Linked DNA regions of Mus musculus: region 2 is linked to region 1. The links are chromatin contacts, found by POLR2A ChIA-PET in ENCODE. All regions are on one chromosome and are shown on one strand. The core of a region is the stretch at or near the end of the contact, and the rest is flanking DNA. Distances in the headings are between cores, read along the strand shown. Region 1 holds the start of H4c8 (H4 clustered histone 8). Region 2 holds the start of Btn1a1 (butyrophilin, subfamily 1, member A1).

Evidence for each region. ChIA-PET counts read pairs that join two places held with the same protein, here RNA polymerase II (POLR2A).
Region 2: POLR2A ChIA-PET joins it to region 1 with 16 read pairs in embryonic stem cell. The contact joins the promoter of Btn1a1 here to the promoter of H4c8 in region 1. POLR2A ChIA-PET finds 5 or more read pairs at or near these places in 4 of 5 experiments (Patski and embryonic stem cell).

What each region holds. Positions count from the first base shown.
Region 1 is chr13:23,528,167-23,533,928 of GRCm38, reverse strand. H4c8 (H4 clustered histone 8) reads right to left here and starts at 2,885. Exons shown (of 1, transcript NM_153173.4): 1 at 2,451-2,885. The coding sequence starts at 2,814. The coding sequence ends at 2,503. It overlaps Gm11335 (predicted gene 11335), which reads left to right and starts at 3,001. Exons shown (of 2, transcript NR_167693.1): 1 at 3,001-3,252. n-TMcat9 (a tRNA gene) reads left to right here and starts at 3,510; the gene lies at 3,510-3,581. It overlaps H2ac10 (H2A clustered histone 10), which reads right to left and starts at 54. Exons shown (of 1, transcript NM_175661.3): 1 at 1-54. The coding sequence starts at 18.
Region 2 is chr13:23,463,194-23,468,955 of GRCm38, reverse strand. It overlaps Btn1a1 (butyrophilin, subfamily 1, member A1), which reads left to right and starts at 3,055. Exons shown (of 8, transcript NM_013483.3): 1 at 3,055-3,174; 2 at 3,733-3,854; 3 at 4,374-4,724. The coding sequence starts at 3,776. It overlaps Gm52036 (a long non-coding RNA gene), which reads right to left and starts at 4,532. Exons shown (of 2, transcript XR_003950563.1): 1 at 4,360-4,532; 2 at 3,468-4,254. It overlaps n-TYgta8 (a tRNA gene), which reads right to left and starts at 1,880; the gene lies at 1,791-1,880. n-TEttc5 (a tRNA gene) reads right to left here and starts at 5,421; the gene lies at 5,350-5,421.

The sequences.
Region 1 (5,762 bases), core at 1,636-4,135:
TTTGCCGCGTCCAGACATTGTAGGTACCTTGCTGTCAGGATCTGTTCAGCGTATAATGATGCAGCCACAGCACCATTCTAATACTCAACTTCTGGCGCGAAAACGGAGTGATCTCGTTGGCTACACATAGAGTTTTACCTAAACCAATGGTAGCTTGTATATGAAAAAACCTTGTTTTGATTGGATAGTTAACGCATAATATTTCAGGACTCTAAAAGGATAGCCACAGCTTTATTTAAATTGCAACAAGGGCTAATATTTTTTTTTCTTGGTGTTGTTTTCTGTTCACTATGCCTGAGCCCGCCAAGTCCGCTCCCGCCCTGAAGAAGGGCTCCAAGAAGTCCGTTACTAAGGCCCAGAAGGACAGCAAGAATTAATTAGGAAAAGACTAAATAAAAGGGAAAACTTGCTCCTTTGTGAGACAATAGCGTCTGGGTTGCATTCAGCCTAGTATTTGAGTAGGCTGAAGACTATATTTAAAATTATACAGAGAACTGTTCTCTTAATTTTAATACTTTCTCTTAAAGAGTTATTTTTAAGTATGTGCATGTCTTTGTATGTATAGATCCTCTGGAACTGGTGTGAGCCACCCAAATAGATAGTGAGCACTGAACTCTGGTCCTCTGCAAAAGCAGTAAACTACCATCAAGGCACCTCTAGCTCCAACCTTCAATACTTTTAATATTGCCCATAGTCCCATTTTTGGTCAAATTAAAATTAAAATTGTTTAAAGGTAGACCTTAAACCTGCAAAACCATACACAGAACCTATTTTTCATAGCCCAGACCACTGATCCAAACCAATGTCCTCCGCAAACTGAATAGTTGTAGAAGCCTCCTTACTACTTTTCCTTGACACTAGTTTTCATCAAACATCTATATTCATTGTTTTGACATTTAACTCAGGTCTTGCCTGTTCTCAGCTCAAACCCCTACCGTAGTTCCCACCTCAATGAGAGCAAACTCCAACAAAATGAACAAGGAACCCTTCACTCACTCATTAAGAGCACTGGCTGCTTTTCCAGAGCACCTGAGGCCCATCCCAGCACATACATAGTGGCTCACTACTGCCTTAAACCCCAGTTTCAGGGGATCTAGCACCCTCTTCTAGCCTTCTTGGGCACATGGTGCACAAACACCCATATACATTTAAATTATTCATACTTATAAATTCCAGAACTCAGAACAGTTGCTGACACATGTTGTGTTCAGATTACTCTTTTCAAGCCTCAGATTATTTTCTTCTTCAAACAACTTCTTAACCTCCATTAGTATATGATACTTTTCGCTTACCCACAGAAACCCTAATCTTTAAAAGTAAAGATGAGAAACAGGAGGTGCTGGGGTAGGTCTTTAATCCCAGCACTCGGGAGGCAGAGGCAAGGGTATATCTGGAGTTCGAGGCCAGCCGGGTCCACAGAGTTCAAGGGCATCTAGTGCTACCCAGAGAAACACGGTCTCAAAAAAGAAAAAGAAAAAAAAGTGGTGGTGGTATCATGATGACGATGACGAGAAACAGTCAGAAGGCTGAACAATGAGGAAAAGTATTTCTGCAAAACCTGTTAAGCTGAGTTGGATCCCTCGGTGGAAGGAGACCCAAAATCCTGTAAACTGTTCATTCACCTAGTAACACACACAAAGTGTTAAATAAACATCACATTAACACCCTGAATTTCTGTGATTTCATAGTATAATCATACAAGTAGATTGCTGGCCATGAAGAAAAGCATCTTTTCTGTCGAGTTTTTCTTTTGACTTTTGGGGGGTTTCTTTGTTTTCGTTTTGTTTTGTTTTTGGAGACATTTAGCCCCAAACTTTCGGTGTACAGTACTCTAAAATCTTATCACTCTTGGCTGAAACCAAATTCCTGAAGATACACTTAGACCACATCGAAAATATCAAAACTGCCTATACTGACTTAGATTTTATTAAAACATCCATCACGAATGCACTCCTACATGTTAACAATCGGGACGTTCCCATAAAGTTGCATATTAGAACTACCAGTTTTTTAATACTTTATCTAATGCCCAACCTTAATGAAACATTCCTTTTTTAGTAAACACCTCTCCACCGTGAGTGCCAGAAAAGCCCACACTGCATGGGTCTCCAGGACACGCCGGATTTCCGCAGTCTGCGCAGACGCTCCAAAGCACAGAAACAGCCAACCACCGTCGGTGCTGTGCACTCAGGCCCGCCCCACGCTCTAGTCCCAAACTGCGCAGCCGCTAGCTCTCGCGCTTTGTCCTTGCAACCTGCACCATATAAACAAAAAACTTTATACTTCCTACTTCAATAAATGCACGCTGCCCGAATATAATTTAAGAATTTGCCAACCTGGATTGTAAATACCTGAATAGTGAGTCGATTAACGTACTTACACAACGCTGCTAACGTTGCACAATCATTTCAAAACGTAAAACACATGTTCGCTCTTTTAATAAGAAAATGTGGGCGGCCCTGAAAAGGGCCTTTGGTTTTGTAGGTCAGAAGCAAGATTCGCTTAACCGCCGAATCCGTAGAGGGTGCGGCCCTGGCGCTTGAGCGCGTAGACCACGTCCATGGCGGTGACGGTCTTGCGCTTGGCGTGCTCCGTGTAGGTGACGGCGTCGCGGATCACGTTCTCCAGGAACACCTTCAGCACACCGCGGGTCTCCTCGTAGATGAGGCCGGAGATGCGCTTCACTCCCCCGCGCCGGGCCAGGCGGCGGATGGCGGGCTTCGTGATGCCCTGGATGTTGTCACGCAGCACTTTGCGGTGGCGCTTGGCGCCGCCTTTGCCAAGACCTTTACCGCCCTTGCCACGACCAGACATGGTGTACTTGCTGAAGAAAAAACCTCAACAGAGTGGAAGGCACAGGCACATTACTTATATGCAGTGTTTTCGGACCTGATTGAAGACTGAAACCCCCTGCAATGGCCCCGCCCCTGGCATGGGCAATGCCTAGTGACGTCACCAACGTTCGTTGTACTCGCTCCTTGAGCTGGGTCCTTTGTCCCCATTCCGGACTTCCCGGCCATTTTAACGAGTTCAGACTAAACAGTTTCTTTAGCAATACATATTTGTCACTTGTAACAAATTTAGAAAGACAGGAGATCTTTGGTGAGCCAAGCGATCACAAATACTGATGTGGAGGTCTCGCTTCCCATGTTTTTATTTTCGGCTGTAAAGGACTAAACACTGGAGAAAATAGCACCATTTCTTCCACTATCTCGACTTAAGGACAAACCTGATCCCAAACTCTTCGCGCAGGTAAATGCGTGGTTGGTCACTAAGACGCGCTGTATTGTTTTCTCCTTTGTCGAATTACTTACTAGTATGTTAATGTTTACTGATCTAGTCCAAATTTTGCTTTCTCTTTGACTCATTAGCGACATTATTCCCAACAAATATTAGCCTTTAGGTAGACAAAAATTAGAAGGTGCCTTCCTGCAGGCCTTTGTATGAAGTAGAGAAACACCAACTGCAAATAAAGTTAAGTATAATATTTTGAAAGGCTCTCTTTAAGTAGCAGAGTGGCGCAGCGGAAGCGTGCTGGGCCCATAACCCAGAGGTCGATGGATCGAAACCATCCTCTGCTATCTGGACTTTTTTTTTTCTTTTTTCCCTCCTCCTAAAGTTAAGTTCGTGAGGTAAATCGATCTCTGCAAAACGGAACTGGAACTTTTACATGGACGCTCAAGTGGTAACTCATGTGTTCTCTTGGTAATAAGTCAGATTTATTTTGCCCAATAAAACCTAAAATCACTACACGAAGGTGAATACAAGTGTAAGAGTGGAGGAACAGAGCTCAGTTTCTTCTATACATAATTCATAAAGCCTTATTTTTCAAGGGTCTGGTGGTAGGAATACATTCATTGATCAGTCCCTATAGATATTCTTTGCAATTACTAGAGTCTTAATCTTGACAACAATAGGTAGTGTTTTGAGAAAAGTGTGTGTAGTTAAGGGAGGATGTGGGGGTCTTCAGTTGAAGTCTGACTGAGAAAACCACTTCTGCTACCGACATTAGTCTCCACTTTCACAAAGATAAATCTTTGCTAAGCTATTGCTATTCTCTACGCTTATTTTTCAAGTTTTGTACTCACTGTCTTTTTTTATTTCTCTCACAGTAAAGATTCCTGTTCAAATTTTATATGTCACACTGTCCTAGAAGTTAAAACACAAAAAAAACATAGTAAGTAGTCTAGAATCAGTACAGATATTTTGGGTTACTTTGTTTTGAGTGACCTTGAAATGCTCCTCTTGCCTCTGCCAACAAGCTGTACTGTGTCTTCTTAAAATAGTTTTTCACTGGATCAGAAAACAGAAATCCAAAGGCCTCTCTCCTGTTAGGCTGTAGAGATGGAAGACTTTATTTCTTCTCAGAGGGGGTTAAAGGTAAAGATCAGCCTTTTTTTTTTTTTTTTTTTTTTTTGCTTCAAACCAAAAAAAAAAAAAAAAAAGTGAAAATTTTTTTTAAGAACTACTTTATGAGCTGCAAGAATAAAATTGATCTCAGCCCCATAACTACCCACCAGTTCAGTGACTTGGGGAAGTCCTTCCGTAACTACATGCGTGTGTAGTTAGGATTACAGGAAAGACTACAATACAGGAAAAGACTGTCACGAAGGAGAAGACTGGAGAAGGCTCTCTTGTCCTCTCCTCCATGGTGTCAGACATCCATCACTCCAGCTGAAAGCCACAGGAGTGTGCATCAGCTATGGCAGTCTAGTACTGTCTGTTCAACAGGAGTTCGAATAGTTCCAGGGAACTGGTTGCCTGGTGACCACATGCTTACTGGTCATAAATTAAATGCTACATTAAGTACACTGCCAGCATGGGTCACAGTCACTCCCTGCTTCAGGGATGGAGAATAAAATTACTACCCAGGAGCTATGAGGACATTCCCGAATTGTCATTTTCAGTGTATGGCTAAGGGTCATTACCATGGCCCTTACCCACAGAACTGAACATTAAATAGAGAAGTTCTGCTCCCATAGCCTTGCCCCAGTGTTATGGAGTGTGCAGCCACTGGGGAAAGACCATACAGTCAATCTGATTATAATTACAAAGTGCAATACATACAATCTCTGAGCTAACTGTGAGATTGCCATGAAGGAAGGCTATGGGAAGAGGAGTTTCAAGGGGGAAAATAACAAGACCTTTAATATCTATACAAGCAAGCAAAAGCTGTTCTGTTCTGCCAAGTCAAGTGGTTAAGCCAACTCAATGCCATCTTTGGGTATCTGTGTAAGCCAGTTACAGAAGCAAAAATAATAATAATAGTTAGTCATATAGTAACAAACAGTCACACGGGGCTCTTCAGTTTTAGAACAGGTCACTGAGACTTATCTTCCAGGCAAACAGCTAGAGGGATGCCTAGCATAAAATAGTTTCTTTAGCCATCACACTGGCATTTATAGACCAGGCAAAGGAATGGATTTTGCCAAGAAACTTGGGTAAGTGATTGCTAGACAGCCAAGAAAAGCATTCTAAGCAAAAGAAATAAACGGAGGTCCACATGAGAGCTAAAACACTCCTAACTACAAAGATTCAGTGTGAGAGAGCAGGAACGAGAGGAAGGCAGCTCCGAAAAGAGAAGGGGTTGCATGCAGACCATCTCTTCATCTGATGGAAATGTCACCAAACGGTAGAACACAAGATACCTAATGTAGGCTCTATGGGATTGTTTCAATGTGCATGTTTGGAGCTATCTATATTAAACTATGCAAGAGTGACCATCTTAAAATGTCATCTCTACATAAATATTTCATACACAG
Region 2 (5,762 bases), core at 1,806-4,305, 65 kb after region 1:
CTAAGGGTTCTGACGTCAGTGTGGTTCCAAGTCCCAAGTGATGACAAAAGCCCATCTTAATTATTCAGTAATCAGTAATATATTTAAAGATTTATTATTAGTAGTGTTAGTATTAGTAGCAGTATTTGGTTTTTCGAGATAGGGTTTCTCTGTGTATCCCTGGCTGTCCTGGAACTCACTCTGTAGACCAGGCTGGCCTTGAACTCAGAAATCCGCCTGCCTCTGCCTCCCAAGTGCTGGGATTAAAGGGGTGCACCACCACGGCCTTATTTTTCTTATTTTTCATTTGTGTGTCTGTGTGTGTGCTCAATTGTGGGTTTGTGCACACAAGGGCAAATGCTCCAGCAGTCCAAAGAGTGTCGGACCCCTGGGAGCTGGCATCCCAGGTGGCCATGAACCACTTGACATAGGTTCTCTACAAGAGCAGTCCATGTTCTTAACTGCTGAAACATCTCTTCAACCCAACTGTTAATATTTTTGTTCTTCACTCAAATAAGCTAGGATGGAACATTTAAATGTATTGTATACGTCATTTTAAAATACAAATTGCCCACAACTGATGAGGCAAGAGTTCGGAGTAAAGTTCTGAAACTGCTATCTTGATAATATGCATTTCCTGTAGGTATGAAGGAGATGAGTGTGGCATTTCTGGATAGCATTCAGATACACAGGGATTGTTACATTCTCAGTCCTCATGCCAGTCCTCAGCATGCAGAAAATATTAAGCAAAGAAGTAATAAAATCAGATTTGTGCTTGGGAACAGCACACAACCTAGCAGCCAATCAGGCCAACGAGAGTAGCTAGCTTTGTTCTTAATCATAGTAATTTTTAAAAATTAAATAAAATTGAGAAGAAATGTTGTCAAAAATATAAAGCACTTACTTTAAAATTTGTTTTTAATTTATTTTTCATTTATGTGGATGCATGTTAGTCTGTCATGTGTGTGTGGATACCTGGGAGGCCCCTGGAATTTTAATTACGGACCATGTGGGAGCTGGGAGCTGAGCCCGGGCCCTCTGCAAAAGCAGCCAGCGCTCTTAACTTCTAAGCCATCTCCTCAGACTTCAAATATAATACAATTATTAACTTTAATTTTTAAAAAGTCCACACAGAAAGAAGACCAGACCTCAAAATAGACAGCGACTGGTCTGGAGGACTCCAGTCTAGATTTTACCGAGTGGTCAGCTAATCCAAGAGAAATGCCCAGCCTTGTTACACCACAAAGGTGATAATGATGATACTAAATTTCACTAATTTTCATATAAGCATGTAAGATAATACCTCTTGTTGCTTGCAGGCCTGAAGGACACTCTTTAGGATGCTATGATCTTTTTAATATTGTAGGGAAGGTCACTGATAACATATATATTTATGCCCTTTGAGTCAATGGCTTTATTCATGGAACTGGATCAAACAGCATATCGGGTAGTTATCATAGTTAGAAACAAAGAGCTACAAATAAAAATGCATATCTTTTTTCTATTTTCTTCTTCTTCCTCCCTCCTCCTCTTCCTCCTTTTCTTTCTTGTTTCTTCCTTTTTTTTTTTTTTTCCCAGGCAGGCTCTCACTGCATTGCTCTAGTTGTCCAGGAACTTGATCTGTAGATCAGGCTGGCCTCAAACTCTTCCTACCTCTGCCTCCCGAATGCTAGGAATAGAAGCATGTGTTAGCATGTCTGTTTTACTGTGCGTTTAAAAAAAAAAAGTTTATCTTGCCCTTACTGTTTGCTACAGGCTAGTAAAACAAACAGACATGGTAGATCGATCTATCTGAGTTACAAAAACAGACCTCCTTCGAGCCGGATTCGAACCAGCGACCTAAGGATTTCCAGGTCGAATACTCCTACAGTCCTCCGCTCTACCAACTGAGCTATCGAAGGATACCATGTATAGTGCCTAGCAAAGTCACAAGTAGCTTAGAGGAGCCACTATGCCTGATTTTAAGCAGTGCTGGGATCTAACTCAGGGCTTCATGAATGCTAGATGGACCTTCTACCAAATGCCAAGTGCATTCTTTTTTTTTTTTTTTTTAATTAGGTAATTTCCTCATTTACATTTCCAATGCTATCCCAAAAGTCCTCCATACCCTCCCCCCGAAGTGCAGTCTTTATACTAGAAAAAGAACTAGAAATCTCATAATCTTCGCAAATATATGCGTATTAGCTATGCTATGAACTATGCAGGAAAACTTACTATGAACTTATCACTATGAACTGATATATATTGTTCTTAAATTTTATTTTATATTTATGTACAGCATAGAAACAATCATTGATAAAACTGTTTTTTTTCTTTATCTTTGCATTTTTTCAGTAATAAATGAAAATTCAAAACCAAATAAGAAATTGCTGATCTCATGACTGATGGCAGGGTGAAGCGCCAGGTCCTTGTGCAGTTATACCTTGAAGGTGGACATCCAGTGGACTCCTGCCACCCACACCCACATTCCTGAAGGTGTCTCATGGAAAAGATCAGGGAGGGAGAGCTGCAGCCATTGTGGACTCACTCTTTAGCTATTCACAGATGTAATGACAAAGTAATTTACTTTCTGGGCTCCTATTCTCTTGCCTGTTTTGTTTCCAATACTGTTTGTGTCTAATACTTTTCCAACTTGGCATAATTCAAACAAGGTATTAGTAACATTAGTCTTTTTCTTAAAAGTAACAAACACCCCACTCTCTTTTGTTTTGTTCTCCATATGTAGCTCTTGCAAGTCTGGATCTTGCTATGAAGCCCAGACTGGCCTTAAACTTACAATGACCCCCGCCTGCGCCCCCCCCTCCCCCCCCATGAACTTGGGTTAAAAGAACTGAAGCCACAGAGTTAAATTCACAGGCTGATGGCCTCATGACTCATTTCAGTTGCTCAAGTCTTCTTTCTTTTTGTCCCCATTCCCTATATTCGGTACAGCTCTTTAATGCATATATCGTTCTCTTAGGGGAGGAGGATGAACCCAAACTACCTGACCACTAATCTGTAGTCCACATGTTTAAAAGGCTGCTCCTCCCCCCACCCCGAATAAATACACTTGGCCACCTGTGGGCAGGCTTCTCTAACAGCACACAGCCTTCTTCCTTCTGAAGAGCTCTCTCTTTGGCCCCGGGGTGACAAGCAGCCCTTTTCACTTGATCACTGTGGCTCTGGCTCCCTTTTCCTCTGGGTCTGTCGAAATCGGTAGGTGCTTCACTCTCAGCTCAGCTCTCTTTGTCTCTTCTCTGTACTAGGCTTTCTGTTCCTCAAGCTCTTCAGCTCTGCCTCTCCCCTCTCTCTCAGACTTTGTCAAGACTGTATGTACCTCACGGTGTAACTCCCAGAGATCACCCTCCTGAGAGCTGCTGGGCTTACAGTTGAGAAACACACCTTGTCTTTCTCTCCTCCTTCGTTTCATTTCATGTTCTCCATTTCTACCTCCGTGGCTTTATCTTCATTATCACTTCTAAACACGAATAACAAAGTATCCCACTCGATTCGATTTTACTTTATTGTTTTATTGTTATTGTAAATGAGGAGATTTCTTCATTATCTACAACTGTGCCTCGCGGCTCCATTCTGGAGGCAGTCGAGGGCTGGAGGACCAGACGTACAGAGGAAGGGTATGGGGCAGGCGCTGTTGTAAAATGGACTGAAAATGACCCTGTAGGGGAAATACAGAGCCCTCCAGGTTGGAAGAAACTGGTGGAGAACAGGGCGCTTGCGGAACCCATAGTTACCTCCTGACTGTTTCTCTCCCAGCCTGAAGCTCTTGGCGGGCTTCATTGCCCCAGTTAGCTCAGAGATGGCAGTTCCCACCAACTCCTGCCTCCTGGTCTGTCTGCTCACCCTCACTGTCCTACAGCTGCCCACGCTGGATTCGGGTAAGTTTCTGTTCTAGCCTTCTCTTTCTCGCAAAGTTGGAAGGTCCCTATAAATAAATACCTCTGACCCGGTTTGGCTCCTGGTGGGGGGACCTTCACCACAATCCAGTGAGTTCAAAGGAAACCCACTGCGGGAGGTAATACACACCTGCAATTGCAGCACCAGGTGGGCCCAGGCAGATTTTTCTGAGGTCAAAACCTGCCTGGTCTACATAGAGATAGCCAGAGCATCCAGGGTTACGTAGGGAGCGCCTAGTTGTTTTTCCTTTAAATCAAAGGAATTGGAACGCTAAGTGTGGTGGTGGTGCACCCCTGTAATGATCGCACTTGAGAATTGAGGGCAAGGAGCTCAAGGCTACATAGTGAGCTGGAGGCCACCTTGGGATTTATGAGATCCAGTCTGAAAAATAAACAGAAGAAAAGAAATAGCAGCCACCCCGAGTTCCTTTCTTTACAAGGAGACTGGCCGGTAGGTCCTCCATCCCAACCCATCGTCCTATCTGACCTTGTTTATTACAGCAGCTCCCTTCGATGTGACCGCACCTCAGGAGCCAGTGTTGGCCCTAGTGGGCTCAGATGCCGAGCTGACCTGTGGCTTTTCCCCAAACGCGAGCTCAGAATACATGGAGCTGCTGTGGTTTCGACAGACGAGGTCGACAGCGGTACTTCTATACCGGGATGGCCAGGAGCAGGAGGGCCAGCAGATGACGGAGTACCGCGGGAGGGCGACGCTGGCGACAGCCGGGCTTCTAGACGGCCGCGCTACTCTGCTGATCCGAGATGTCAGGGTCTCAGACCAGGGGGAGTACCGGTGCCTTTTCAAAGACAACGACGACTTCGAGGAGGCCGCCGTATACCTCAAAGTGGCTGGTGGGTACAGACGGGATGTGTCGCCTCGTCACTCCGCGCGGAGACTCTCACTTTGGGGAGAATCATCGTGTTCATTCTCCAAATCCAAACGTATTTTCACGTTTACGTAAGGTTGTGGTGAGCATCTTAGATGCTCTGAACAGCTTCGTGGTTTAATGCCTAAGGATTGACACCCTAACAGAGTGTGGTCCGTTGCTAAAGTTCTTTATCCACCTCCAAAATGGTTTTACTCATATTACTCATGTTGTCTTCTTCTCCCTGTCTGAGATCATAAGGAAAGAATACATTGAGCTCTAATTTCCCTCCCTGTTAGTGATCCAAATCAAGCAAATCTCCCACTCAGTTTTTCCTACTGTGAAACCAGAAAGCTAAATCCAGCAAGAATTTGCAACAAGGAACTAGATAAGTGAAAAATGCTTTGTTAATGATAAAACATCATGTGCTTATAAAGAAATTCCTACACCTTAGACTACTGTGTATAATACACATATTGCCTTTCTCATTTATTTAGGTATTTTCCTTGCTCCGTTAAGAAAGGAGCTGACATAGTGTCTCAAACTCTACAGCTTTAAGAACACTTTGAAGTCCTTTATCAAGTACTAGGATCATTCGTAAAACAATGAGTTTCCCACACCGGGAGTCGAACCCGGGCCGCCTGGGTGAAAACCAGGAATCCTAACCGCTAGACCATGTGGGAACTGCTATGCATACTTATCTTGCCTCCTCCTCCCATGTAAGGATTCCGGACGATGACACACCTGCTCTTTAGATGTTGGGAAAGGAATCTATCAACTTAACTGTATCCCTAGCTCAAAAATACATTGCCATGTTTTGCCATATTTAATGTACCAAATATAACGCTCATATCATTTTTAGGGAAAGGCATCCTAAAATTATATAATATATAAATTATATAATATATACATATACATGAAAATATGTGTATATACATATATGTACATAAATATATGTTTATATTCACATATACTTGTGGGTTTGTGTATGATATTTCAACTGGGAAGTAACACCCTGTAATTC